Linked DNA regions of Homo sapiens: all the other regions are linked to region 2. A link is a loop called in an ENCODE intact Hi-C map of the cell type or tissue named here. Cell type or tissue: GM12878. All regions are shown on one strand. Region 1 has its middle 160 kb from the start of ASMER1. Region 2 has its middle 70 kb from the start of HSPA13. Region 3 overlaps ASMER1 (adipocyte associated metabolic related lncRNA 1). Region 4 overlaps SAMSN1 (SAM domain, SH3 domain and nuclear localization signals 1). Region 5 overlaps ASMER1 (adipocyte associated metabolic related lncRNA 1). Region 6 has its middle 160 kb from the start of SAMSN1-AS1. Region 7 overlaps SAMSN1-AS1 (SAMSN1 antisense RNA 1).

Region 1 (4,000 bases), 310 kb before region 2:
TCAAGGAAATCTCAGCTACTCTACGTATTGCAAGTTTGAAATGTTTAATGCAGGGAATTAGAAGTTTATTCTCATTGGAAGGCTTTCGGGGAGATAAAGACTATCTCAGTGCAGAATACTTATTGAGGTGATTTTCAAGTGTTCATTCAGAATGTGCTTCAAATCTCATGACCACCCATGTGTCTGCTCACAATATCTGGGGAATAATGCCCTCCCAATCTTTGGAATTTGGATTTGGAGGCATTTGCTTTCCATGTCTTGTGTGATGCTTCTCAATAGTGACTCTAAACAAAAACCACATGGGGAATAGTACTGCCAGCATTTTCTTTGTTGCCATCTGCTTTCTGGCAGTGGAAAATAGACCTTATGGGTGCTAAAGTGGTACAGAATGATAGCAGACAATAAAGCTCGGTGAAAGGCAGGTAAGGTTGGCTGGAGTGCCATTGTACCGCCTTTCATGACATCATATGTGTTCGCACTTCCTCTTGGAATCATTGGAGATATTATTGAATGTCTTAACTCAGGGAATGAAATAATTAATTGAGTTTCGGAAAGATTAATCTATACTTTTATTATTAGAAAAATAACTATATATTTAAAGAAAAAATAATAAGGAATGAAGGAGGGCAACGTGTTAGTGTTGTTTTTGTGTTCTTATAAAGATACCTGAGACTGGGTAATTTACTAAGAAAAGAGATTTAATTGACTCATGTTTCTATGGGCTGTACAAGAAGAATGGTGCCAGTCTCTACTTCTGCTGAGGGCTTCAGGGAGTTTACAGTCATGGTGGAAGGCAAAGAGGGAGTGGGCCTCTCACATGGTGTGAGTGGAGGGAGGTGCCACACTCTTTTAAACAACCAGCAGTTGCATGAACTACCAGAGCGAGAACTCACTTGTTACCATGGGGATGGCACCAAGCCATTCATGAGGCACCTGCCTCCATGACCCAAACACCTCCCATGAGGCCCCACCTCAAACAATGGGGATTACATTTTAACATGAGATTTGGAGGGGACGAACATCCAAACTATATCCAGCAACATATGACACTCTGACATTCAAATTATATGAAGTTTGGATTAAGGGAAATAAAAATGGAAGGTAGAGAAATCAGTTGCTTCCTGAGCTTTGTCGTTTCCCTAACAGCCAAATTTTGGTTCTAAGAACATTAAATGAGCACCTAAACACTAACATTGTGCTTCCAGAAAAGAATCACCCTGTTCGTCTCCACTTTCACTCTTCGCGATCCTTATTCAACTGATCAGAAACAAAATTCTGTCTAGAAAGGTCACCTATGGATTTCTGTAGCAAACACTTTTAACCAACTACTAAAGATTTGCTCCTCTTGCATAATATAGAGGATGCTATGAAGTGGCTGCCCAGACATGGACTATCATTTCCAACCCCTTTGGATCTAGGTGGGACCATGTCACTGAATTCTGTTCAATGGAATGTGAGTGAAAATATAACAATTCCAAAACTGTCACATAAAATCTTCCACCCCTTCCAAACTCTCTTCCCATCCACTGGCTGGATAAAACTTTCTTGAATGACCTGGCAAGCGACATAATAGAGGGGAGATTCTTCATGAACTTGGGTCTCAGAACCACCTTTACCCTCTACACCACACTGCCGCCACCACCACCTCCAACTGGACCTTACGTGAGCAAAAATGAAACCAACACCACCACCACCAACAACAAAACACTCATATTTTATTAAGCCACTGAGATTTTGGAGCTTTTCTATAATCACAGCTGGTAATATTTTCTCTGTGTTTCTCTGTGGCAATACGTACCACATCTTTAGCACATGATATGGCTATTTAAATGAGAATGCTTTTGGAGTACTTGAAAATATAGATAAGGAATTCAGAAGGCTCTGAAAACAGAATTTTGGAGTTGTTAGCACATAGGTAGTAGTTGAAACCATGGGTGTGGGTAGGATGATTCAAGAAGAATGGGCAGAATGAGAAAAGAAGGCCAAAGAAGAAATCTTGGGGAGTCAAACAGTAAGGTTGCAAGCAGAGAATGAAGCAGTAGCAAAAAGTGTAGCCAGAAGAATAAACTATATTCTGTCCTAGGATTCATGAGGACTCAAGGGAAGGAAGAGTGTGTCAAAGGCTGAGGATAAATGTTTCACTGGAGTACAGAGAACAAAAGAAAAATAGATAGCTGTGCACTGAGGAGTGAAAAAGGGAAGTGAAAGTAGAAACAGAAACTGCAGCTGATTCTAGAAGTACAGCAGTAAGGGAAGGAAATACATGCCTTCAAATTCAGCAAAATAAGCAGATTCATTTTAAGGATGAGGACAAGTTAGACAGGTTTGTAAGCTAAAAGAGAACAGCCACGACAGAGGATACAGTGAAGATTCAAAAAACGGTGGTGAATATTGAAAAGGCGTTGGAGGACACATAATAGAATGCAAAGTCCACAAGGAGAGGGGCTTTGTGTCTTGTTTCACACTGTGTCCCCAGGCTTAGAATATTCTGGCATCAGAAGGCACTCAGTAAACATAGAGAGGAAGAAAGGAAGAAGATGAAATCAGGAGTACAGATTAAAGTGTTATCTTTGGAAGACAGGCAAGACATCCTTTGGGACAGAAGGGAAGGAGAGAAAGCTGGGGAACATGCAGATAATACAAGAGGTGCGGTTTGTGACTGATGGCTGCTATTTTCTCTGTGAGGTAGGAGGCTTGGCCATCTGTTAAAATGAGTGGGTGAGTCCAGCTAAGTAATTTAAGAAGAATGGTAAAGGTTTGTACCAGCTACTAGCATGAATAATATGGTTATTTACTTGAAATAAAAATATTAGATGATACTAACAATGCATGCATTATGAAAATTGATGCATTCATTTGAGGTTACTTACTGATTTACAGAAAATAAGCCACTGGGTGCATTCAATCATTTATAAGGTTAGGGGTTAAGTTTAAGACATAAATGTAAATTTGTCTGCGTATTATCCAGAGTAAAGTCAATATCCTCTTTGGTACATTGCACAATCTCAGACACTGTGTTACTCTTTTGCTGTGAGCTTTTAAGGTCTACCTTAATATATTCATAACTGTAACATTGTGTAATTATGAACTTCATCATTTGGATAAAATTATGAACAAAAGCAATTGTCCAGAATTCTCTGATTTAGTTGCCATATCTTAAATAATGCCTTTTGTGAAGAAAATATGTGATTAAATTATATGTAAATACTTTAATTTTATAGACTAGAGGTGGCTCTGAATATGTAGATTTCATAATGTTAAATATCACAAAGACTTCTGTGACCATAAAAAAGCTGCTTAATTAAGCACTTTAATATACTGTCAAGGCATGTATATTAAGCAAAAGCAAAAGCTTAATTACTCTTTTACAGACTGAATCCAGACAACTTTGGACATTCCTTCATTTGAAGAATTTTTACTGAACAATTACAGACCATTGATTGATACAGTGAAGATCAGAATGGCATAGTTTTCCTGTCTTCATGGAGATGAATGAATGAACTGTATTTTTTATTAGCCTAAGCATGAATTCTTCCCAAATTTCCTCCATGAACCATAGGATCCTACCTCTTAACCATTTTATGAAAATTCTATGGTGAATTGAGGTCCTCAAGTTGTCTGACAATATCTGATTTTGCCACGGTCATGTGGGAAAAGTAGGCATGTGAGCAAGTCATAGTTTTACTTGTTTGGAAGATTCTTCTAATTATGTCAAGATGAAAGGTTTTATACTGTGTAGAAGGCAGTGTGAGAGAAGTGGACAGTAGAACTCCTATTTGGTGGGCCAGTGGCTATATTTTAAAATATGAAGGATACATATTTGACTGTTTAAGTACAATGATCTGCCATGGATCTATACTTTTGGGCTGCTGTCTTTTAGGCTAAAGCAATTAAAGGCAATGTAATGAACATGGTTATCTGTGGATGCCCCTTTGATTGCCATTGTATTATGCTTTACACTGTGATGGCTCTCTCTTTGAGGAGAGACGCTGTTCCTCCA
Region 2 (4,000 bases):
ATAATAATATAAACACGAATTATTGTTCTATCCAAAATTGATATTGTGGAAACAGGAAATGTGCTGTGTGACAGTGGTGCATATAAATGTGGGAATAGGAGAGAGGAACAGGCATGAGTGTTGGTGTGGTAAGGATGTCGGCTGTGAAGGGGAGTAAAATCCCTCTCTTCTGCAGTAAAAAGTCAGTAACAGTGTCTAAATTTCAAAGAAATGGTAATAAGAGTATGTCTTGTCCACAGCTTTGGGTCCTACTTTCTATATTGGCACAAAGGTAAAACCCCTCTTGACAAGCATCTACAAGGCAGATCAATTGAGAACATACGTTGTGTTTTACTTTCGGGTGTGGCTATGAAAGTTCAGGTCTTTGACAGTGGTCAAAGGTCCTTTAGGTAATCATTCTTGACTGGCTTCTTTCATTCATAGTGGTAGAGAAGATGAAGAGGCAGTGAGAGGATCTTCCTGGCAGCCACATATATGTTTCTTTACCAAACCCCCTTCCCCTAATTAATTCAAGGAAAAGTACTTGTTTGACATGAGCTGAGACAATAAAATCCTCTCCTGCTGAATTTAGAACTGAGAGGGAAACGCCCTTGGTTTAGTATGCTCCGTTTTCCTAAAATAAGATAGAGATCTCAAGGCCTGTGAAGTGGCTATCTTCCCCATGGTGTTGACTGAGTGATAAAAACCAGCTTGAGAAGAAAACAGATGTACAGGGAGATAATGTCCGGGGTCCTTATAACTTCCCATTTCCTTGTCCTGTGTGTGAAGCACCCCTTTTATGTGTAAACTAAAAGTTTCTTTTCATGCTTAGAGCCAGAGAGTTCTGACTGTTAAGACTATGCTTATCAACTGGGACACAAAAGGCAGCTTAATTCTTTCCTTTGTACCTAAAAATATACAGTCCTTAGGTAGTTAAGAGGGAAAGGCCTCAACCAGAATCTCTCTTTTGCCGGCACAGTGATATTTATTTGACAGCCATACAGGTTTTAGAATAGGCCTCTGGCCCTTCTTTAAAAGGCACAGAAAACTGTGTCCAGGAAGCACTGTGGAATTAATAGAAGAATGAGCCTCCTGAACTGAATGATTTCACCATAGTGTCTTCTGCCTCACTACTGTCGCATACTCATAGCACAAGGTTTTAAAGGACGTAAGAAAAAACACACCCTCTCTCTCTAACGTTTATTTTTTATTAGAGGAGACTGACATTAATCATCTGTTTCCCCATCTCTAGAAACCTCTGGAACCCTTTTGCTGAAGTGTCAGCTCAGGTTTATAATATCCCACTCTCCTGGAAGACAGAAGGAAAGTCAAATGCATTATACCACCAAGAGGGCATAAGCTAATAAAGAAAAATGATTAATCAATATTTGCGAGCAATACATTGAAACAAAGAGAGTTTGCATTAGCTCCAGAGTGTAAACCACTTTGTTGAGAGAGCACTTCTGAATCCACTCCGTCATTCTGGATTTAGCAAATGTGAGCTTTTCTTCTTTCCTAGTTAATAGCCAAAATAATTAACACAGAGTTTACATGCACTGGGAAATTGCTGTGTTGAGAAAAAAAGAGAAATTGTACAAACCCTGTGGCCAAGCAGGTTGCTGCCAGAAATAGAAGTGTGAACATCAGTCTGATGGGAAACGCTGCTGTGTAAAGGTGACTGAAACTCTGACATCAGCTCAACATGTTCCACATCCACACCCTATGCAAGGTTCTCAGATTGTCTCATCAGAAGTGAGGACAACAGGGCCAGCTTTTGGTTAAAAATCTCAGATGAAAGAAATGAGTTTCTCACACTAGCATTAAGGAATACATTAAAACAAAAATGATTTAAAGTTTTTTTTTTGACACTGTCCATTTTCAACTCATACCAAAGCTATTAATATTTTAAGCTTGTTATACCTTGGTTTGTCTTTTAGAATGGAAAGGAGCCCGTAAGATCACATAGCAACTTATGCTTGTTTTAAAATGGCAGAGGAAGAGGACCGTCAGAAAGGTTAAGTGCCTAGTCCAGCATCAGCAGCTGATGAAGAGCAGAAGAGTATGAAAGCCAGGCCTCCTGGCTCCTCATTAGTGTTCCTTCCACCACACTGTGCTTCACATAAAGTCTGTAAGAGTCTCAGTATGAGAATGGGAATAATGTCACACATGAGAAGACCGGTGGTCTCCAAGGAATATCAACTTCCCACTTGTGAGAGGGCAATTTTTCTCTCCCCGAGAGAGAATCACAGCCTTCTTTTTGAAAGCTATTTAAAAGGTGCAAATGTGTGAACTTCTAACAAACTGCTAAGGCAAGTGTATTGCCTAAGCAGTAAAACGTAATGTCACGAGGAAAATCAGGTGATTTCATGTGCAAATTTTACCCTCTGGAATCTAAATATCTTGATCATCCTTAAAGGAAAAAAAAAAAAAAAAAAATCGGGCTTCTTGTCACCGCAATTGAACTGCAACTCCATTACTGGATCAATACTCCTGCTAGCAAATATCCCTCTGGAGTAGCCTTGTTACACAAATTAAAACAGTTTTGAGAGGGGGGAGTAGTAATTCTGGGAAACTTAGGGAAAATGATCTCAAAACAGAATTTGTTTAATAGACAAAACCGGGGCTGCGTGGGCGGGGGTGTGGTTGAAGAGGGTGGAATGGGTTACATTCTAACGAACTTTTTAATAAAAGAAAGATGTAGACATTGTAGCTTCCCAGAGGATAAAATGATCAAATGGATCTTTTTCCAAATAAATACTATTATGCTACACTTTCATGGTCAATAGTGCTACATTTGTAGGTGCCCCTCGTCTCAAAAACCAATTTGGCTTATCTGCTTTCTCCTTCTTACATACGTCTCAAAAGCTGTAACAGATTCAGGGAAATAGATGACCTAGTCACAAATGCTCACTTCTCTAGGGACTTGCCTTTAAATTGACCTTGAGCTTCACAAACCAAAAAGAGCATTTGTGTACCTCAGGACAGTATTAAATCTGAAAAAAAATTAAATAAAAAATGAGGGATAGGAGCAGATGGTCAAAGCAAATACATACTCATTCAGACAGCCAAGCCAATAGATAAGAATGCAGAGGCCCTATTAGCTGCAGATTCCTTATGGGGCATAAGCGGTTACAGGAAATGTCTGTTTAGATTAAGGTCACACAATCATCAGTCTTTTACAAGAAATTTTAAAATGTGAACTCGTTCAACTTTTTATGTGGCTTTGTGTTTCTGCTGTTTTAATTTGGAAGATTTTGTTGATATTGGGGAGAAAAAAGTAACAAACTGGGGTTCAGTCAAGTCGTATATGGGTCAAGAAACATTTTATTGTTCACTATGAATTTTAATGTACTCAGATATCACCTTGCTGCTAAGTCTTGTTCCCTTGTTCTCTGAAGAAGAAACACACACAGCTGTGTGGTAATATTAGTGGGATTATGGGCTACCAATGAATATACTGAAACCAAGATATGTGTGACTTATGACATAAATAAAAACTGTTGCTACCATGAGAGGGAAACACTCACAATTAATACTCACTGGCTTGTATAGGGCATGCCTGTTTTTAAATCTCCAACTGGCACCTACTGATGAGGGCTATTTTAAAAATTAGGGACGGAAAAGGTAAAGAGAAATCAAGGCTAAAGGTTGATTTTGCTACTCAATCTGAAATAAACATAACCAGAGTTTTTGAAAGGTAAAAACAAGATAAAATAATTATAGCTTAGAGTCTTAACTAGTACTTTCTAAGTGCTGTAGATAGTGTGGCAGGTTAAAGATGGCTATACATTTTTTGATATTTTTCCCATAGAGAGATGGAATCTAGAATTCCTCCCTCAATCTGGGTTGTATCTCTAATGGCTTTGATGAGTTGAACAGGACAAAACTGTCTCTGTGTTAGTTTCTGGACCTGGCCCCTAAAAATCTGGCAGCACCTATTTCTCTTTTCTTAAAACACTCTGTCTCAGAGTCTTGAGCTTCTGCATAAGAAATCTGATTATCCTGAGAAGGTCTGCTGGAA
Region 3 (4,000 bases), 410 kb before region 2:
CACAGTCTCTCTTACGTTTCTGAGAGATTCTTCCTTGCCCCCTTCTTAACCTCTGGTGGTTTCCTGGCAATCTGCGATGCTCCTTGGCTTGCAACTTCCTAATTCCAATCTCTGCCTTCATTGTCACAGTGTGTCCTCTCTGTGTATATGTTTTCAGATGGCCATCTTCTTAGAAGGATGCCAGTAATATTGGATCAGGGGCTAACTCTGCTCCAGTATGACCTCATTTCATCACTAATTACATCTGCCACAACTCTGTGTCCAAATAAGGTCACATTCTGAGATACTGAAGGTTAGGATTTCAACTTGTCTTTTTTGAGAGGGACTCAATTCAACTCATTACAATATCAAATGTTATACAAAGTATGATGGACACAGGGAAAAGGTCATTATATTTTGCATTTAGGAAATGATTGGTGACTTTTGGAAGAGCTGAGATCAAGGTAAAAGCCAAGTTCACAGCAGTTGATTAGTGGTGTGAAGTGGACAGTTAGCTGTGAAAGGCAGAGGGAAATAACTGAGGGTGGCACAAGAGTGAGAATATAAGACTTTCTGAGAATCAATAGGTGGTCATCAGTACATAAGGAAAGGGTCTTGAGTCAGCAAGGATGCCAATCTAATAAAGCAATATTGGAGTAAATGCCCTTATCACGCAAAATGACATTTTAGTGAATAGACTGCATATATGATGATGGTTCCATAAGATTATAATACCATATTTTTACCGTATCTTTTCTATGTTGAGATGCATAAATACTTTCCATTGTGTTACAGTCATCTACATACAGTAACATGCTGTACAGGTATGTAGTTTAGAAGCAGTAGGCTATACCATCTAGGTTTGTGTAAGTACACCATGATATTGATGTTCACATGATGAAATTGCCTACTGATGCATTTATCAGAACATATTCCCATCGTTAAGCAATACATGATTGTAGTTATTAAAATCCTACTAAATCAGGATGTATTTCCTATTAATATAAACTTATAAGCAATTTTAATCAATATTAAACACTAATACAGATATAGGTTTATTAGAGTCAATATATATGTTAATATAAGATTTTTGATGCTTTGCACTGTTTCCCAAGGTTCATAATATTATACAATTACTAAAGCTAGCAAGGTTATCATAAGACAAAGGGCATTTACAGTTTATAATCTATTTGTTTTTCTTTCAGAATCTAGAAAATAATTTTATTTGATTTTTCTGTAATTAAGTAAAATGCTGTTTTATTAAAATTTAATTTCCCCCCAAAACTTTCTAAAATCTGCAGATCTCTGAAAAGTTAATAATTTATCTGCCAAGCATACCTCCTGTATTTAAGTATTTATGAGCATGTGATAAATGTGTACTCTAAAACACAAACAGAATGTGTTTTCTTACGTATTAATGAATATTTTGATTAATTAAGCAGATATTAGAATTGCACATCACTTCAGGGTTGTTTGATTCAGAATAGCATCTGGTTTCAGTGATAACATGAATCATGAAAACTACTTATAAATGTGCTCTTGTGTTCTTCTCATAATCTCCTATGGAAAGTAAACAGGAACTGTTAAAAATGTACCTAGCACTTCTCAGGGGCTCCTGTTCTGGCTTGGTCCAACTCTGGTCATGCAGGCATTTTTCCTTTTAAGGACAATTAAGTCCTATCTTTGCAGGCCATAGTGTTACTCATGTTCGGGGAGGCCACAGAGCCGGGAAGAGGAGCCCTGAGCCCTGAGCAGGTTCAATGTCGCCCCCGTCAGGAGCACCGCTGCAATGGAAAGCTTCAGTTACCATCAAAGGGATGCAGTCAGGCCAGAGAGAGAACTGCTATTTTCAAATACAAATGAACAAAACTACAAAAATGACAGAGAAGTCTTTGTTCTCTGTCTAAATGTGAGCCCCAAACAAATCCTCCCTGATTTAATGTGAAGTTTCTGGCCTGACCCCGACACTCTCCCTGATGTGCCTTCTACACGTCTATGAGGCAGCACTGTCTGTAACAGTGTGTGTCAGGTGCAGGGACTTTTCCAGCTGTCTCATGACTGTTAGGCAACATTGCCTTTTCCTGGGACTTTCAGCTGGGCTGGCTATGGTCTTTTTAGATTTAGCTTTGGGAAGCTGCCCCCTGCTGGGCTTCGGTTGGTGTGAATGGCCTGGACTTAGGAAGGGGCACTGCTGTAGTTGGCCCTGAATGGACCCTGGACTTTGGAGCCTCCTGGATGACACAGTTGCTTACCCTCGTGTTATCAATCTGAAAAACCTCATCAAGTGATACATTTCCAATCTCCTGACTGTCCTGTGACTTATTTGATGGTATTAAGCAAAGCTCAGGTCAGAAGGATTGTCATAAAATTGTTGACTGGACTCTTTCTCAGGAAAAGTTTAGCATGTCCTGGCAACTTTTAGGCTCATACCACTAACTCTGAGAGGTCAAGGGTTTTATGTAGAATGGTAACCTTCTTAAAATTGAGGTTTTAATAAACAGAGCTACGCATAGCAGACTCATCCCTGGTCTTACAGAGAGGATGTCAAATGGCTGAACCATGTGCTTTCTCAAAGTCAGTGACAGCAGAGATGAGGAAGGGGTTGATGATGTAAGAGAGAGCTGGGACAAAGGCCAAGTCAATACCAAATGAGTTGTCATTCTCCCTATGCTTTTCATACACACCCAAGCGTTTCACTCGGGAGATACCAGAGCAAAAGGAAGATAAATGCTACATGTAGTTCGTTCTGATATAACTGTCACTAGCACATGGTGCACACGCTCCATGAGAACACTTCTGTTTCATTAATCATGCTCTTTTGAAAATGTGACTAAATGTAAGTGATGTCAATTTCCAGTGCTGCTTTTGCTTTATAAGTAGGCTTTGAGGATTTAACCATATTTGGTAGATGCTAATATTTCTGTGTTGGCCATGAGAAAGATTATTATAGTACACAATGTAGTAAAATATTTGTCTTATGTAAAGAGAGAAATAATCATTTTTATTTACATTCCTGTGCAACTCGGGTCAGTCTGCCCTAAGGAGTTTTATTTTCTAAAGAATAAGCCTAGGAAATGATTTCATCATAGATTCAAGTAACAGCGTGAAACAAACACAGCCTCGGGATTTTTGCTATGTGTAGTCCCCTTAATTTTCTAGAATAAGACAAAAGACTGTTGTAAATAATTTTGAATAAAACTCGGATTTGTTATTTAATTTTAAAGACCTCCCAGAGTTTGAGATAATCAAAACAAACTTATTTTGTGCTCAGATTAAGAGCAAAATAACAAAACTAATCTACTAGTGATAGACTTTTAAATGCAAATTTAAAACAAGATACATATCTTTCAAAGGATGATTTTCTTCTTGTCATAAAAGACAAATTACTGAAATGCCTTTAGAGATTTATATTTGTATATTGCATTTATAACAATGATAAATCTCAGTTAACAATAAAAGGTTAAATTATGTCTTAAATGTAGGAAAATATAGGAAAGGTAAGGATATTTTTATTTTTATTTTTTTTAAGGAGCAAATAGGGCAGAAATTAGAGTGGCCAGCAGGGGGCTTCTTTTAGGTTTCTTTCCCTTTCCCATAAATTAAAACCTAACCTAAAAATATAGTTTACTCTTTAGTTTTATAAATAAGGAATAAAGAGACAAACAATGGCTGCTAAATTTTCATTGCTTCCACTAGTTTAAACAAGACACGTTTTACTTCTCTTTAGTTAATTCCTCTCTCCTGCTTACTTCCCTTCCTACCACTATTTTTTCTCAAGACCTGTAAAGTGATCCCTGCAGTCTGGATTGGCCAGTGCTGCCTCTGCCTCCATCCTCAACCAAAGTTCTATCTTTGCAAACCTTCCAGGGAGGATTTTAATGATGAACTCCCCACCAAATAGAAATGAAAAGTAAATTAAGAGCAAAGAAGCATATTCTATATTGATGATTTAAATGGTAGTTATAAAAATCTAGTTGCACTCTGAACCTCCTTTTGAGAGGGACTTTCTGAAATCATGGGC
Region 4 (4,000 bases), 81 kb before region 2:
TCACTACCTTGACTACCAAGATGCTGGATTTGTTAAAAATCAATTTAGTCACACACTTATCTCTTTAGTCTTTCTTTGCCTTGCTTTGGAGATAAATAGTTTCAAAATCCCTGAAAACTGTGTTTTTTTTTGTTTGTTTGTTTTTACAATAATGGAATCAAGTCCATGCTTTACATATCCGTTTCCAAATTTATCATTACCAAACTGATCCATTTCTCCTCCTTTCTAGTGTTAAAGATTTCGATGAACTTTCAGAAACAAGACATTCATATTAGCTTCTTAGTAGAAAACAAAAATGTCCTCCATTAAGAATTGATTACTAATAGCAGAAGATTTTAAACTATCTCTGTTGGTAGATGAAGTGATTCTTGCATAGATAGAGAGAGCCATTTGTCACCACAGCTGGCTAAGTCCCCCTCCTTCCTTCACTTAGTCTGTATTAGTTTGCTAGAGCTGCCATAACAAAATATCAGAGTCTGAGTAGCTTTAACAACAGGAATCCACTTTCTCACACTTCTGGAGGTTGGAAACCCAAGATCAAGGTGCTGGCAGGGTGGGTTTCACAGAGAGCTTTCAAGGAAGGATCTGTTCTGGGCCTTTCTTTTTGACATGTAGATGGCTGCCCTTTTATTGCCTCTTCATCTGTGTCTGTGTGCTCCTGATGTCTCTCTCTGTGTGTCCAAACATCATCTTATAAGGACACCAGTAGGAACGGATTAGGTCCTACCCTAATGGTCACATTTTTTACTTGATTTTCTCTTTAAAGGCTTTATATCCAAATACAGTCATGGTCTGAGGTACAAGGTGTTAGGGCTTCAAACATACGAATTTGTGGGAGTCAATTCAGCTCATAACATAGTCCATGAGCTTGTACTAATTGGAAGTGAGGATTAGGTTTTTAGTTGTTTCCTTCCTTCCAATTACTCTAGATCTTTCTCCACTTCCAGTTGACCAATCCCTTCATGCTGCCAGCCCCACATTTGACTTGACTGCCTTTACCTACACTCTCCAGTCTTTGTTATTCTTTCCTTCCTCACATCCAAATGTAACTCTGCCACAACCCACTAGACCTCTATTAGGAATCATTTGAAAACTAAAAAGTAAAACATCTATTTGACCCCCTTGACCCATGCTTTCTGGCTGCATATTAAAAATAATAGCAAAAATCATGATTACTTTTGCACCAACCTAATATTAAAATCATCTGGGGTGTTTTATAAAAATACCTATGTCTGGGCCCTAATACCAGATCTTCTGGTTTGGTTGGTGGAGTGAGGCCCGTGTTCCTGATGATCTGACCACTCTCATACATTTCTGTCTGTGCTTCTCTTAGCCTAAAATGCTCTGTGCTTTTTTTCCAACTCATGAATTCTTATCTATTCGAATTTATAGGTGGACTGTCACTTCCTCAAGAAAGCCTCCATCAGTTACCCCAGGGTAGTGTATTAGGGTCAGTCTAGCAGAGCAGTAGGTAACGTGAACTAAAGGCATAGAGACCTGAGTGTGAATGTCTTACTTTGATCTTTCTTAACCAGGGGACTTTGAACATTTTCTTAAGCCTGTTGAGCCTCATTGTGGTAATCATGAAAAGGGAAAGTCTTAAAGCATGTCACATAGGGTTGATGTGAGAATTAAGAAAATTACCATATGTATGCTTCCTAGCTGGTAGTACATGTCCATTTAATAATCTCTCCTTCTGGTGGCGGGCACCTGTAATCCCAGCTACTTGGGAGGCTGAGGCAGGAGAATGGCGTGAACCCGGGAGGCGGAGCTTGCAGTGAGCCGAGACAGCGCCACTGCACTCCAGCCTGGGCGACAGCGAGACTCCGTCTCAAAAAAAAAAAGAAAAAAAGTCTCTCCCTCCTTTCTATTTTCGTTGTGCTTGTTCCACATTTCTCTGTTTGTTGTTGTTGTTGTTGTTGTTTAAACTCACAGTTTTTCAGTATGTGCTCCCAACTAGATTCACCATCAAGAACAGAGGATCAGGGGATGTAGCTGACTCATATTTGCATCCCTGGGATTTTTGTTGAGGATTCAAGAGGGATTGAACTCGGTCTACCTGACTTTCAGATTCCGTGTGCTTTTTATAACACTTTGGCCACCACTGAAAACATTGATAGTATAGAACATAGTAGTGATTTCTCAATATATGTATAATGAGTGTGAAATGACTAATGGATAATATTAGTCATCTGCAGAAGTAGTCTACTCCAGAAGATAGTTTGTAAATGCGTCACTGATAAAGATCTGGGTAACACCCACAACAAAACAAAGTAACCATTCCTAGAATCAAAATAATCACACATTGTAATGTAATCTGCCTTAAAGACAAAAAGTATTAGCAAAAGGGTGTTGCTTTGCAGACAGCCTAGAAATAGGTGGGAGAGTAGAAATTTGCCACTGTGTCTGCAAATCATGCAAAACAGCTGAAGCAAAAATCCCTTTTGGCTGGACAGACTTCTCTTAGGTGAGATGTGTACCTAAGGCTAGGAGAAGAACTTCATGTCTCTAGTCTTAATACCACTTAATTGACTTTACTTTGACCACCACATGAATCAAGCAAACTTCCAGCAATGATCTGGTGTCCTGTGTAGGGTTTCTTTCAGGGGAAACAATTTTTTGATCAGTCAACATGAATATGCATTTTTCTTGGCAGATGAATTTCCCACAGCAAATCAATGCTCGCTTGGTTAGTATTGCCATTTTTGATATCTTATCAGTTTGGTTTATGAATTAGTCACCTTGAAGTTGTATATTTCTGCAAGCTTAAAAATAAAGTTCCCATACTTGTTGAGGTGAGGGCGTGACCCTGGACATAGAGACGTGATACTTGACCAATGTATTGTCTTCCTAAAAGGATTGAGCTAAGTTGCTAACTGGCTTCACTTCCAGGTACATTTTCTCTACAAAAGGAAAATGAATACAATTAAATAACTAAGTTTCTTTATTATATTTTTTATAGTTTTAACAGCTTAAACTCCTGGAGTAAGAGTCAAGTCAAATTTACCTTGTATCAAAATCTACATAGTGATATGGCATTCGTCTCAGTATTTGGTTAAAAAGAGCAAATTGGAATTTTCTGGGGTTTTTTTTCCCCTGAATACTTTACGTGGTTACAGTTATGCTACTGCTATTTTTAATTAAATAAGAGTGGCTGGGCATGGTGGCTCACACCTGTAATCCCAATGCTTTGGGAGGCTGAAGTGGGAGGATTGCTTGACAGGAGTTCAAGACCAGCCTGGGCAACATAGTGAGACTTTGTCTCTACAAAAAATAAAAAAAATAAAAGTTAGCTGAGCATGGTGGTGCACATGTGTAGTCCCAGCTACTCAAGAAGCTGAAGCAGGAGATTGCTGGAGCCTAGGAGTTCAAGGTTACAGTGAGCTATGATCACATCACCGCACTCCAGTCTTGGCAACCCTGGAGCAAGAGACCCTGTCTCAATAAATAAATAAATAAATAAATAATAAAAGTAATAAAATATTAAATATGTACATTTTGTAATACTTATGATTATAGTTTCTTTATATTGTAAGTTATTACATAGCAATCATCTTTTATCTTTTGTTTGATTTGTATGTTAGGACATCTAAAAATTTCAAATTACTTTAAGATTATGACTATCTCACTGTATTTAATTATCAATTATGAAAAAGTCATTACCAATAAAACAAATGTTTATAACTTTAAAAATACAGTTCCTTCAAAGATAAATGTTCTACAATTATTGAACATTACATTATAGGTCAAGGAGTGATTATAAACTGAGTTTCTTTTTACCACTACTCTTATATTTCAACTCTGCTATTAACCCCCTCAGGAGATTGAAGTATTCATCTAACCAAATCCCAGTTTTCTAAAAGGTAAATAAATGTAATTGACAATAAAAATAGTTATAGGACACTAACATCTCTTCCAAACTTCCTAACATGAACTTACTGTTTTATTTTCCCACCCATTCTTCCTCTATTTGGGATGACATACCATATATTTGCCCCCA
Region 5 (4,000 bases), 420 kb before region 2:
AGTTGAAGAAATTGCCTTAAGGTAAGGCTCCAAATCTGACTATTTTAAAATATCTTAGGTTTATCTCTTTTAGATATGCCAATCTCAGGGCAGAGGTAGGTGAGGAAAGAGCTTATATGACTGCCCCTTCTCTGAGATTCAAAAAACGAGAAAATAAATTCTGTTGTTCAATTCTAAGACAAGTGGAAAAGATCAAAGACTTTATTACAGTTTTTTTATTTTTATTGAGCAGATTCACTTGGAACTTTGGCTTGCATGTGGAATGTTTACCTTTTAATAAGTGATCTGTTTAAATGTGGATCAGAGAACAAGGGTTTCTGTTTTACAGTTCAACTTTTGACCTTGGGGGATGAATGGGTGGAGGCTAAGAGGAAAAGTCCACTGTGTTTCTGCTGAACTTTTTACCCTTAAGAAAAAAATGAGCAAGTTTAAAGTTCACACAGTGCACAAGAGGTCTCCGCTGGGGATTTCTCGTATTATTAACTTCCTGACCTCAGATAATTAAAAAGGAAGAGCAGAGCCACCTCAGACTGTGACTCAACTTTGAACTTTTAACCTCCCAAGTAAAGTATTTAAATTGTAAATGGTAGACCCTGGAAGCTTTCTTATTGCTATTAAATTCCTTCATCCTTGGTCACAAAGTTATAATCTAGGCCAAAAGCATAGCCTGATCTTTCCTTTTTATTTACTTAACCTCTTTTAACAGAAAGGACTGAGAACACTATTTACCTAGAAATGACAGGTATTCTGGTGAAAGAAGTTAAGCTTAAAGGGTCACTGAATTTTGGAGCTGGAAGCAACCATAGATTATCTGTCCACTTCCCTCAGTGTGGAAAGAGAATACTGAGAACCAATTGGTTGAGTGACTTCCTTAAGGTCAGATAGTTAACAGGAGAACAAAAGAGCATCTCTAATTCATTAGCTGTATTTGTTTCAGTAGAAGAAGGATTAAAGCACGATTGGGGTTAAGGAATATTTCCCTATATTGCATAAGGGTCTAGAGGATCTGTGGCTTCTTTTTCTTTTTTTACATTAAAATTCATGAAGTAAAAAAAATCACTAGATAGGGATCAGGAGATCTGGGTCCTAAGTAGTGGCCCCTTCGCCCTTATTTATTGTGGAACCTTAGGAACTCATTTAACTTTTCCAAGCTGTGATTTGCTTTGTTGTAAAATGAAATACAGTTGGGAGGAGGTAATAAGCATCTGAGACCCCTTTCTGTTATAACGTATTTTGGTTCAATGGTATTCTTGCCTTAAGAATTCTCACTGCAATTTATGTTTAAACCTGAGCAGATATACAATTATAGGCAACATCTGTTTTTTTTTCTTTTTTTTTTTTTTAATACAAGATAAGGCTAGATGGCTGTGGTTTTAGGGTAATTGGTTATATCATGCTGAGCTTGACATCGATGGTAAGGTTCTCCTTATGTTAAAACAAAAATCCCAAAGGAAGCTGGGAATATAATGTAAGGAGGAGTGAGGGACAGAAAAAGGAAGAACAAAAGAAGCCAGACAAAGAAGAAGGAAGAAGAAGGGATGATCAGGAGAAAAGGCATCAGAAAGGAGGGTGACGGGGATGGTGGCCCCTCAGTTGGATAGGGACTCAGTCAAAGCTTGTCATACTGACAAAGCCAATGAGGACATTGTGAATCTGCCAGAGTCACATGCTGTTAATACCAAGGCTTGGATAGGCAGCTCCCACTGGCACTGGTACAACACACAGCATGCGGGACAGCCAGTGATCGGTGGGGCCCACTCTTCCCTCCTGCTGTTTGCTAACACCTTTATTGCCTCCAGTTAGTTACTCACACCACTCTCATTCCCATCTGTCGAGGAGCGTTCCCTTCCAACATTCTGTCCTCCTTCTCATATACGAGAAAAAGACCCTCCCAGTGTGACTGCAAACTGCAGAATGATACTGAGCTCTGAAATCAGGCAAGTTTGGAGTGGGGTTAGCAGTGATTTTCTTGTTTCCTAGTCCTAAGGAGTAAGCAGGTTGGAACTACAGGATGCTACTCGGGACCCTTCTGCAGACACAGCTGGAGGAAAAGGAGAGCGAGATGGCTGTCTGGCTGGAGGCCTGTTTGCACTGCCCTGGAGGCAGGACATCCCATTCATGGTCACTGCCTGTTGAAAGTGCCAAACAGCTGTATTCAGCTTCCAACACATTACAGATGTGAACCCACCCATGTCCTCAACCACTCTCAGTGGCTTTCAACTACTTTGCTTCTGCTTTACAATCTCCTCTGCCTGCTCTTCCTTGTCTGAGAGTCAGTCAAGACAAGGGATTACTGTTTGAGCAAGGGACTGCACTTATATGAATGTCTGATTAGGCAACCGAAGTTGCAGACCAGTGGGCTGTAAATAACTGGTAATTGGGGTTTTTGGTGGACAAAATTACCTAGTTATTTTCTCTGCCCGCTAAGTTCTATTCATTCACTAAATTCCTCCCACATTTTCTACTCTTGAGTACATTCTTTCCGGTGTGGATGTACAAAAATGTTAACCTCCAGAGCCCCTGAAGAGGGAGGTCAGAGGTCACCAAGCAGAGCGTGACTGTCATCATGAAACACGTCATACTGTCCCAATGCCACTTACCTGCATCAACATCTACAAAGGAAATAAAGCGCTGAGTTTTGTCTGCCAGTGAGCCCTGCAATGAAAAACATCACAATGCAAATATGTTGCACTTATGAAATTAAAAAAAGTCATAAGGTTTATGTTGCTCTTCTCAGTGATGAACTAAAACAAATTCCAGGTGGCTCAATTCAGGGCAATAATGATGAATCTATTTTTTTTATTTACTTATTTTTCTTTTTAAAAATAATTTGTACCTCAAGGCAATGAAAGAACAGAAAGTTAAGTACAACTCAGAGAGCCAGTGCCAAATAATTCAGTATGTGAATTGTCTGCAGTGAGGACTTTCATTAAGTCAGGGCCAATAATCCCCCATGAAGGTGGGAGGATCAGAGTGCTGGGAAGGGACAGCCTAGTACCTTGCCCTGTTTCTGAACTGGCCCAGCCCCACCCAAGATAAGTGGAGGAGCAGTGTGCAGTAAGTAGCCTTTGCTGACTCTAACTAACTATACCCCCAAACTGGGATAAGGCCATAACCCCAACTCCACTGTGAAGCCAAGACCTCGCCTCCAGAAGCAGCCAACACTGATGAATTCTCTGCAGTTGCCTGTTTTCCCTGGCAATATTACCTCTTTTGGCATGAACATTTGAATTGATGGTAAAACTGAAAAAAAAAATTAGCAAAAATTACACCAGCAAAAAGCCCGTTTTCTCTGTTTCCATCTTCTATATATTTATGAAGTAGATCTCTATATATTTGTCTGGTATTGTTCCTTTGGTTTGATGCACCCAGCTGGCAAGAATAAGTCATCTTTGGGGCTTAAATTTAGTGGAGTATCCCTGCAAATGCCAGGAGCTCCAGAGCTCTTAATGGAGCTTTGGCAGCCAAAATAGCAACAATTGTATAGCAGGTACAATGGGAGTGGGAGGCTGGTTGTGCAAGGAGCTGTAGTCTTCTCCCTTCCTTGTCCCCAGCAGTCCTGAAAGTGAACTAGTGTCTCAATGAGGTGTTATTTTAGGTTACAACTTGTCACACCTAATGGAAATGACACTAACAAGCAGGCAGATGCCAGTTGGAAATTTGTTGGTATCTAGGGATGGCAATTGTTGGCTCATTTATTCATTCAATCAGTCATTCAAATAACATGTATCATGCCCATCAAAAAGATGTGCCAGTCTCTGGAAACAGGAAACTCTTGGTGATCCCTGAGATATAAAAAGATGAGTTAGGATTTATTGCTGCTAAATACCTGTTTATCCAGTACTGCTAGGCAGAGGGCATGCCCTTAAAAAGCTCTAATAATTTGTGAAATATTGCTTCATACTCTGAAGCTTTCATTTGAAAACCAGACTTGATTCTTCTTTGGGAGGTCCAAAGAGACTGGCCCACCTTATTCCTAAGGGGAAAATTTGTATACCCT
Region 6 (4,000 bases), 290 kb before region 2:
TGCAAGAACCTCTCACTGAGATCGTAGGTAAGGAGTAGAATTTTGTGATAGGCTAATGTGAAGCCATGGTGAAAATAAAAGATAGCATTGAAGGAGCTTCTGTATATACAATAAAAAAATTTAATTCAATATTTAAAAATTTTGTTATTAATATACTTATTACTTCAGCAAAGTAGACAGTATTTATTGAGTAGTACCTAGTAGACACTGTTCTAATGCTTTATAGATCTAACATCTTTTAATTCTCAAGTGCATCCAGTTTCAAGTGCGTGTATTGACAGAGTGATAGCTAAAAAATATGGAAAAGACATTTCACTCATAGGCTTCTGTCACTACCAGATTGATTTTTCACTGACTCTACAGTTGTTCGTCTGACTGCACCTAATCATGTGGTTTCTCAGGCATCCTGTGACCCATCTTGGTCTGTCACTTGAGACCTCTCACCTTTTATCTGGTCTTGAAATGTACAGCCTGCAAAGGCCTCTGAGATCTATGTTTTTTGTTGTTGTTGTTTGGTTGGCTTTTTAGGACACAAAGAACTATTTAAAATCCATCACTATTTTCTGTTTCTGTTTTTATTTTTTTCCATACAACCTCTAGATCAAGTGCAAACAACAGAGTAAATTTTATTTTATGTGTACTAATTCTCAATTCAGTATTTTTGACATCAATGGTTGAAGTGTCCTAGATTTAGTTGTTATTGTTCCACTTTAATTTTTATTTGCTACAGGAGCATCATGGTTCAGGTTAAGAGATCAAACTAGTTGCTTTATCAGATACACCCTTACATTCTCTTTCTCATGCAATACAGATCTGTCAGCCACAAATGTTAAACCTAAAATATCTACCATATGTTTTCTCTGGAAAAAGGAGTTCTATGAGGTTGAGAACTGCTGTGTAAAACACTGTATATTACTAAACTGTCAGAATGTCTATGAGTTTTCTATCTCAAGAATACTGGTATTAGAGAATACCAGTCTTCCCTCCATGAAAGTTATTGTACGTAGGTTTTACCTAGGATATACCAGGGACTCAAGATTTGCACTAAACACAACAGATGATCCTGCCTTCATGGAGATAACATTCCAGTAAGAAGATATACATTATAATTGTATGGACATGGATCATATTCTTCTTAGTCCTCTCCCTGTTTCCATCTGCTTTTTTGATAATAAGACATTTTATTTCCACAAATAAAATTTCCCTGAAGACTCCAGGAATATTATCAGGTTATCTGTAAGATTCATTTGGAATTTACACATTTGTCATCTTGTGTTGTCGTCTACCTTTTAAAAAATGTGCAAGTGTCCACGTATGTTTATTGCAGCACTATTCACAATAGCAAAGACTTGGAATCAACCCAAATGCCCATCCATGATAGACTGGATAAAGAAAATGTGGCACATATACACAATAGAATACTATGCAGCCATAAAAAAGGATGAGTTCATGTCCTTTGCATGGACATGGATGAAACTGGAAACCATCATTCTCAGCAAACTAACACAAGAACAGAAAACCAAACACTGCATGTCCTCACGCATAAGTAGGAGTGGAAAAATAAGAACACATGGACACAGGGAGGGGAACATCACACACTGGGGCCTGTTGGGGGGTGGGGGCTAGGGAAGGGACAGCATTAGGAGAAATACCTAATGTAGATGAAGGGTTGATGGGTGCAACAAACCACCATGGCACATATATACCTATGTAACAAACCTGCACGTTATGCACACGTGCTCCAGAACTCAAAGTATTATATATATATGAATGAAGGTAGATTTTATTTAATAAGCTAATTTCTTGTAGTCTATATTATTGCAACAATAAAATATATATAAAGTTGAAAAAATGTGCAAATATCTTTTCTCCATAATAAGATTTTTTTAATTTCTAAGGGCAGGGATCGCCACCTACATGGTTTTATTACATTTTATTTTGCAAATATTTACACATACAAGGAGAGTATAAAGAAAAATAAAGTGAACACCAGCTTAGCAAATAAAACACGCCCTGCACATTTGAAGTGCCGTTAAGCATTCCTCTCTGATCACGTCTCATTTCTTCCTTGCCTCTAGAGGGAGCCACCGGTATTTATCTTCCACTGTGTTTTTAGTACAATAATTGCAGGTACTCTTAGCTGTATATAATATCCTTTTGTACGTTTTAAAAGTTTGTATACAAAATCTTATACCATATTGTTCTGTGTTCATTTGACATTTTCTTCTAACATTTTTGTTCATGGGAATCCTGCACATTGTCAGTCATGCCTGTAGTTTATTGCTTTTCTCTGTTGCATATTATTTCATTATTTGAGCATAGCATAATTTATTTATTTATTATCTTGCTCTTGGACATTTGGGTGTTTTCCCATTATTTTCTAATTTTCTAAGTCTTTATACACATAATGTCTTGTGGGTGAAAGATATTAAAGACACTACATGATTTTTATTCCAAATTATAAGCCATCATCGTATTACCTTCTCCTGTTATGGAGACCAGTTCATCTCACTTAGTTTATGTAAGTTTTTCAGTTTAAATGTGTCTTCATAGTGAACTGGAATAATGCCAAATCCAGCCACAGTCTTCTACGGTTTCTAATACTTAGATTTCAAACTGAGATCACAAGCAGGAAGGGTGACAGCTAGAGTAGAGATAACATTTTCAGGGTCATTTCAGGAAATGAAAGGTCCAAATAGAATTTGATTAGGAATTGAAATATGGTGCCTAACCTGTAGTGAACCATTGCTGCTGAATGTCCTTTTTAGGCAAACAAACATTGTTATTGTGCAGTATTTCAGCATCACCTTCTGGATAGGACTGAACTCATGAGTTATTTGTAAATGAATTACAACTTTCACGGGTCTTTGTTGTAAATGCAGCCATTGGCTCATGGGTCATATAACTCAGTGCTCTAGAGGACAAACTTGCCATGGATGCCGAAGGACAAGGGAGGCTGGTTGCCACTCCATTGTGTGGAAGATGGGTATATGTCTGGGTTTTCTGGCACAACTTGATTTAACCTACTGGGCAAGCCACAGAATTGGCTTAGGACTGTCAGAGTTTCTCAATATTAAGTACAAATCTTGTAGAAAATATAAAAGCGCCAAGAAAAAAAAGTAGCTTCATTAATGACTAGTGTCCTCCTTTCCTTATATTTCAAAGTTGTGATACAAATCAAATAGACAATGTAGAAATTCAGATGCCGGTGTGATGTTTTTGTTTGGCATTTATCTCAGCAAATGAGGGGGTGATGTCATATCACAAGAGAGGTGCAATGATAAGTGTGAGAACAAGTCATCCCTTAACTAGGGAAGATTAATGTGCTGTTCCAAAATGGAGCTCTTATACATGCTGTTCACCCAAAAGAAGTATGAAAAGTGAACAAATGGAGCTGTCAGACAAAGTGCTGATGACATACAAAATATTGAAATAAATAGCTGATGATGCACGAAGCATTGAAAGACACATTGATACCCCTGTCAGCTTCACTGCTCATTTATTTCCATGTGGTTGTCCTCTTCTGAATGTGATACAGCTTTTGCTGTTAAGAACCTTCCATACTGGGTCTTCAGAGTGACAAAGTCAGAAAGTTGGGCAACTTTCCATTGGCTATAAATTAATAGAGATAAATTAAAAGAATTTAAAAAAGATAAGTCAAATCAATTATCATGGTTTACGAGGAACAGTTGTAACTGGCAATTAATTATATAAGTAAGAAGGATGATAGAAGTAATAGGCTAGCTGCTGAGAAACCTGTTGTCTTTTTCAGTGCACTCAGGATGAATACATTTCTTAGAATTCTTTGCAGTTGAGTTAGGGCCACGTGCCTAGTTGAGACAAGAACTGAAAGTCAAACCCAGGCTTAGTACCTAACATCTCTCATGAGGTTTTTCATTTGTGTTCTGTGTGTGTGTGGAAGTGAAAGGCTCCCAAATGGCAGAACCATATAATGAAAGGAACTTAGATTCCTGAGTTATGCTTTGAAGGAGAGACATCT
Region 7 (4,000 bases), 140 kb before region 2:
CCATCAAATGCCCTTTGCTGCAGTCCTGAAGTGCCCTAGGTAGAAATTGTTTGATATCAGGTACATAAAGTTTTCAAAAGGAGTAGAAGCTGACAGTTAGAAGGTTACACTGACAGGTACCAAATGTAATAAAAGACATCCCACACTATGACTTGAGATATTAATCCAAATGTGTATTTGGCTTGAGTTTAAACTCAATTAGAGTATCTAAAATGGATGTCCATTGTGTACCTAATAATGTAGAGCACTAAGGGATTAGAGTGGGCTGCTTCATAAAACATTCGGGATCCCCCCTTTCCACCAACCCTTCTAAATGTGAGATCATGGATTGGAATTGCTCTATGTGAGGGCTGAGGAGTGAATCTAATACACATAGACACATACACATATCACACACACATATATGGATATATAATGTGTATATACTATGTATACATACACATATTCCATATTTGTCTATATATGTGTATATATGCAGATGAAGTCACTGATGAAACATTAATCAGTGTACTTTGATAACAAGATAATTATTTCTAATTAAGACAGCGAATCCTTTCCCAATTAGTTTGGTAGCTTTGTGGAGTTTTTTTGTTTTGTTTTTTAAAGAATGTTAACATTAGTTGTCTCTATTTCCTTTTCTAATTTCTAAGGTGACCTCTGAATGTTGGAGTCCATTTCACTATCAAAGACATGTTGAGACCACTGTTGATGAACTGGTGAGACATTTCTTCCCAGATGTAACTATTTAAGTGGATTTCCCATCTCTTTTCCACTCATTTTAATGCCACAAGCACTGTTTTCTATAGTTCTTTATTACTTCTGTTTTCAGCTGCCACATGGAAGTGTTTCTAAAGAACATAAATAGAGGCTTGTCCTTACTGAGTGGTTTTCTGAACTAAAAGGAACATAAAGCATTTCCTTCAAAGAAGGAAAGGTTGTTATATAAAAAATTTTCCCTAAAATTTAGCAATTTTTCCTGAGATAGGAAAAAATTTATAATGTTAAAAAGCATGTCGTCTGATTTTGGGGGAAATAGGTGTTATCCCATGTTTCTGGGAGAAGTGTACATCATTATAGCATTGCTAAAAAAGAGAACTTGGAAACAGCATGAGTATGCCATAAAAGGAAATCAAGTAATTAATTGGATTATAGTCCATAGAATGAAATATAGTAAAACCATTTTTTAAAAAGTATCTCTGTGTGCCAGCTCTCCCTTATGATATTAAAATCACATCAACTGCCTTCCTTTCCTTGTTGAGATATTGCTAAACAGAAGTTCATGGAAAGGACATGTTTTAGAAGGTCAGGCAAATTTCCAGGATATTCACATACATCAACAAGTATTATAGCATTATTGATATGAAACAACTATAAGTCCTATTTGTAGTTCTTGTTCTAGATGGCTTCAGAACACTACAAGCTAATGTTTGCAACTTATTTGACCATTGCTTCCCAAAATGTAACTGTAATTTTGTGAGAAATAACTACTCTTAGTAAATCATGTTTCTTTATGTAGGTATGAATACAAAAGTTTTGATATCTTTATTTATAGCTCTCTCTTCCCCAATATTATTAACATGTTATTAACATCTAAGTTTTTATAATAGTTTTCTTTTCAACTATATGTATTTTTTTGTCTAAGAGATGTCTAAGTTGTGCTAGGTAGGAGGAAGAGGTGATGGAAAGTTATGATTTAAATATTACTTCTGTTCCCTAAAAGAAAATTATTGAGATCTGCCCTTGCTATTTCTCATGCTATCTGAGTTTTTAATGACTAGTTAAATATCAAAAAGCTGTGGGAAACAAACAAATGAACCTCAGTAAATACTAACAGGACTTTCAGATGAAAATAAAGCTATACATTTGGGAGGATTATGAAATTCCTTAATTAGAAACAGAAGCAAGAGAACTAGATTGCAGGACTTGGCTCTACCACGGACTGTGCTCTTAGGCCACTTAATTCGTATTTCTGCATTTCCGTTTCCACATTTTTGAAGTAAAATGTTGGAGTAGAGAATATTTCTTTAGACTCTGATAATCTGTGATTAACAGTAGGTCATTCTCACTTTTTCCTTGATATTTTTCTAAGGCTCAAGAATTTATGTAAAGTAACAAAAGAAGATACTTATGTAGTCAAATGTCCCCAAGGATATTTGAGGAACAATGAATTCCTGTGATCCAATCCTTCAATTTAAAGATGAAGGGCTGAAGTGCAGAGAGGAGAAGTGGCTCACTCAAGTTCACATGGCCAGTCACAAAGCAGATTTTCAAAGCAGAACAATCATTAGTCGGCACACAAGGGCAGGTTCTTACTCTAGGTTTTCTTAACATTTCTTGTGTATATGAAATAAATATTAGATAAAAATGTTTTTTTACTGTGTAATTTTCCATTCATAGCTCCTCTTCTTGCTAAGAATCCAATAGATACTTAATAAAAATTAATTAATTTGCATACTGGCTCTTAAATTTCCTATTGTTCATAATTTTTGGTCAGCTAGGAGGTGTACCCAGAAACAGAAATGTTCTTATGAGTAGTTCTAGAAACTTCTTCAAAATTTCAGAGCAGAGGATATTACGCAGGAAGTAAGAAAGATGTGGCTTCTGTGGCCTTTTCTCTTAAATCAACACAACCCCCATTTGCAATGCTGGTTTGTGTAATCCTGGCAACTCCCAGCTAGCTTGGCAGTGTGTCCACATTCAAAGACTGACCCAAAGCTATAGGTCAGTGAGCAAAAAGCAGTCTTGGCTTCCCCTGCAGAAGTGGAGAAATGGCAGTGACATTGCGACTTCATTATACTATGGAAAATTGGGCCTGTGTGGCTTCTGAAAGACTCCTTTCTTTTTTTACTGTGTTCTCAGAGGGCATGTTATTCCAAAACCAGAATTATGCACATCAAAATCTGCTTGAGAGGAAGGAGGAGCTAGAATATCATGTTAGGACTTGAAAGGGTTTTAGTGTTTTTACAGTGGAATAAGACTATTACATAAATGGCTTTGTTAGATAACCTAAATTATACTGCTTAGCTTCTTAAATACCTGCTAATCCTCTAGCCAAGCACATTTCTTCTCCCTACTCTCACCTTATGCAATCTTTCTCCTGTGAATAATCATTGAATTTTATTTGTAGTTCTCATATGACACATCTACTTTTTCCTCCAGATGTATTTTTGGCCTGCTGTTGAGATTGAATGTATTTATTGACCATACTGACTCTAGGAAGTGATATGTGTAAAACAGTACTAGAACCCCAAAGAAATCACCTTGCAGTGAGGGGGACAGGAACAGAAACAGATGACTATTTTTCTTAGTATTCATATTAAGCAATGTGCATCACAGGCAGACACAATATTTCATTCTTCTTTGCACCTCCCGTAGATTAGGTCCTCAGTAATAAATTAGGTCCTCATCTGATAAATGAATAAATAAATGTCTTATAAGCCTTCCAGGAGAATATATTTGATTTTATTAACTAATTCATTCAATTACTCATTTATTTGATGACTTAAAATTTTGCCTAGCTTTATTGTGTTTTTCCAATCTTAGTTTAAGTTCAGTTTCTATCACTGAAAAATAATAATTTTTAAAATTATAATGATATACGAATATCTAATGTCAACATGGCAATTTTCCCACCAACTGTAATTATTTCTTCAATCAATATTTCATTTGCATAAATTATCTTAAATTGTCTTTTTAATTAATTGTATTTCCAAGAAAGCAATAAAATAAACCTCTGAAGTGAAATGTATTTGTTTTCATGTGTTTGCATTGATCAATTCTAGTTCATAATCCCATTGGTTTTATTACTGTCCATTGAGTTTCTAAATGTTTATTGATCATTGTGACCTTAAAAATTATCTTTTTAGAATATGTTTTAGGTCATGAATAGAGACTAGTCACTTTTATATAGGAGGAAATGAAGATATAGATTTAGGGGTTTAATAATTCAACATTTAAAACCTCTTCTTTATTTTGTTTTACCATGAAAGTAGCTCTCTTC

Evidence for each region. A loop is a pair of places that touch in the nucleus more often than their neighbours do. Peaks named below come from ENCODE experiments on the same cell type or tissue, not always from the same donor. Only the 100,000 strongest peaks of a DNase experiment are listed, where the experiment ranks them.
Region 1: a loop joins it to region 2, with 2.5 times the contacts of the local background. A loop is called at or near these places in 9 of 110 quality-filtered maps.
Region 3: a loop joins it to region 2, with 2.7 times the contacts of the local background. A loop is called at or near these places in 2 of 110 quality-filtered maps.
Region 4: a loop joins it to region 2, with 7 times the contacts of the local background. A loop is called at or near these places in 6 of 110 quality-filtered maps.
Region 5: it touches region 2 in a loop (12-fold over the local background); 2 of 110 quality-filtered maps call a loop at or near these places.
Region 6: a loop joins it to region 2, with 7 times the contacts of the local background. A loop is called at or near these places in 18 of 110 quality-filtered maps.
Region 7: it touches region 2 in a loop (3-fold over the local background); 2 of 110 quality-filtered maps call a loop at or near these places.

Annotation. Positions count from the first base shown.
Region 1 is chr21:14,761,523-14,765,522 of GRCh38, reverse strand. No RefSeq gene overlaps it. Among named protein-coding and RNA genes, the nearest start is that of ASMER1, 160 kb to the left of the region's middle. RefSeq lists enhancers at 1,734-1,793, 1,924-1,983, 2,034-2,163, 2,324-2,443. In GM12878, no CTCF peak of the experiment used is centred here; a DNase peak (open chromatin) is centred at 2,202; H3K4me3 peaks cover 1,871 bases; H3K27ac peaks cover 2,719 bases.
Region 2 is chr21:14,451,181-14,455,180 of GRCh38, reverse strand. No RefSeq gene overlaps it. Among named protein-coding and RNA genes, the nearest start is that of HSPA13, 70 kb to the right of the region's middle. RefSeq lists cis regulatory regions at 288-944, 2,900-3,061. In GM12878, no CTCF peak of the experiment used is centred here; DNase peaks (open chromatin) are centred at 350, 940, 1,640 and 2,100; H3K4me3 peaks cover 382 bases; H3K27ac peaks cover 4,000 bases.
Region 3 is chr21:14,862,544-14,866,543 of GRCh38, reverse strand. All of the region lies in intron 1 of ASMER1 (adipocyte associated metabolic related lncRNA 1), which reads left to right. Among named protein-coding and RNA genes, the nearest start is that of ASMER1, 54 kb to the left of the region's middle. RefSeq lists an enhancer at 1,817-1,866. In GM12878, CTCF peaks have their summits at 1,753, 2,116 (motif pointing left) and 3,546 (motif pointing right); a DNase peak (open chromatin) is centred at 1,757; H3K27ac peaks cover 898 bases.
Region 4 is chr21:14,532,369-14,536,368 of GRCh38, reverse strand. All of the region lies in intron 1 of SAMSN1 (SAM domain, SH3 domain and nuclear localization signals 1), which reads left to right. The region is part of intron 1 of LOC124905053 (a long non-coding RNA gene); the gene reads right to left. Among named protein-coding and RNA genes, the nearest start is that of SAMSN1, 12 kb to the left of the region's middle. RefSeq lists enhancers at 2,605-2,704, 1,579-2,778. In GM12878, no CTCF peak of the experiment used is centred here; a DNase peak (open chromatin) is centred at 2,265; H3K4me3 peaks cover 2,502 bases; H3K27ac peaks cover 3,230 bases.
Region 5 is chr21:14,874,402-14,878,401 of GRCh38, reverse strand. The region is part of intron 1 of ASMER1 (adipocyte associated metabolic related lncRNA 1); the gene reads left to right. Among named protein-coding and RNA genes, the nearest start is that of ASMER1, 42 kb to the left of the region's middle. RefSeq lists an enhancer at 283-352. In GM12878, no CTCF peak of the experiment used is centred here; DNase peaks (open chromatin) are centred at 433 and 2,421; H3K4me3 peaks cover 639 bases.
Region 6 is chr21:14,736,212-14,740,211 of GRCh38, reverse strand. No RefSeq gene overlaps it. Among named protein-coding and RNA genes, the nearest start is that of SAMSN1-AS1, 160 kb to the right of the region's middle. In GM12878, a CTCF peak has its summit at 2,079 (motif pointing right); DNase peaks (open chromatin) are centred at 2,105, 2,661 and 3,881; H3K27ac peaks cover 1,390 bases.
Region 7 is chr21:14,590,729-14,594,728 of GRCh38, reverse strand. SAMSN1-AS1 (SAMSN1 antisense RNA 1) reads right to left here. Exons shown (of 5, transcript NR_046512.2): 3 at 3,261-3,407; 4 at 1-35. It also overlaps a transcript of SAMSN1 not described here. Among named protein-coding and RNA genes, the nearest start is that of SAMSN1-AS1, 11 kb to the right of the region's middle. In GM12878, no CTCF peak of the experiment used is centred here; no DNase peak of the experiment used is centred here; H3K27ac peaks cover 78 bases.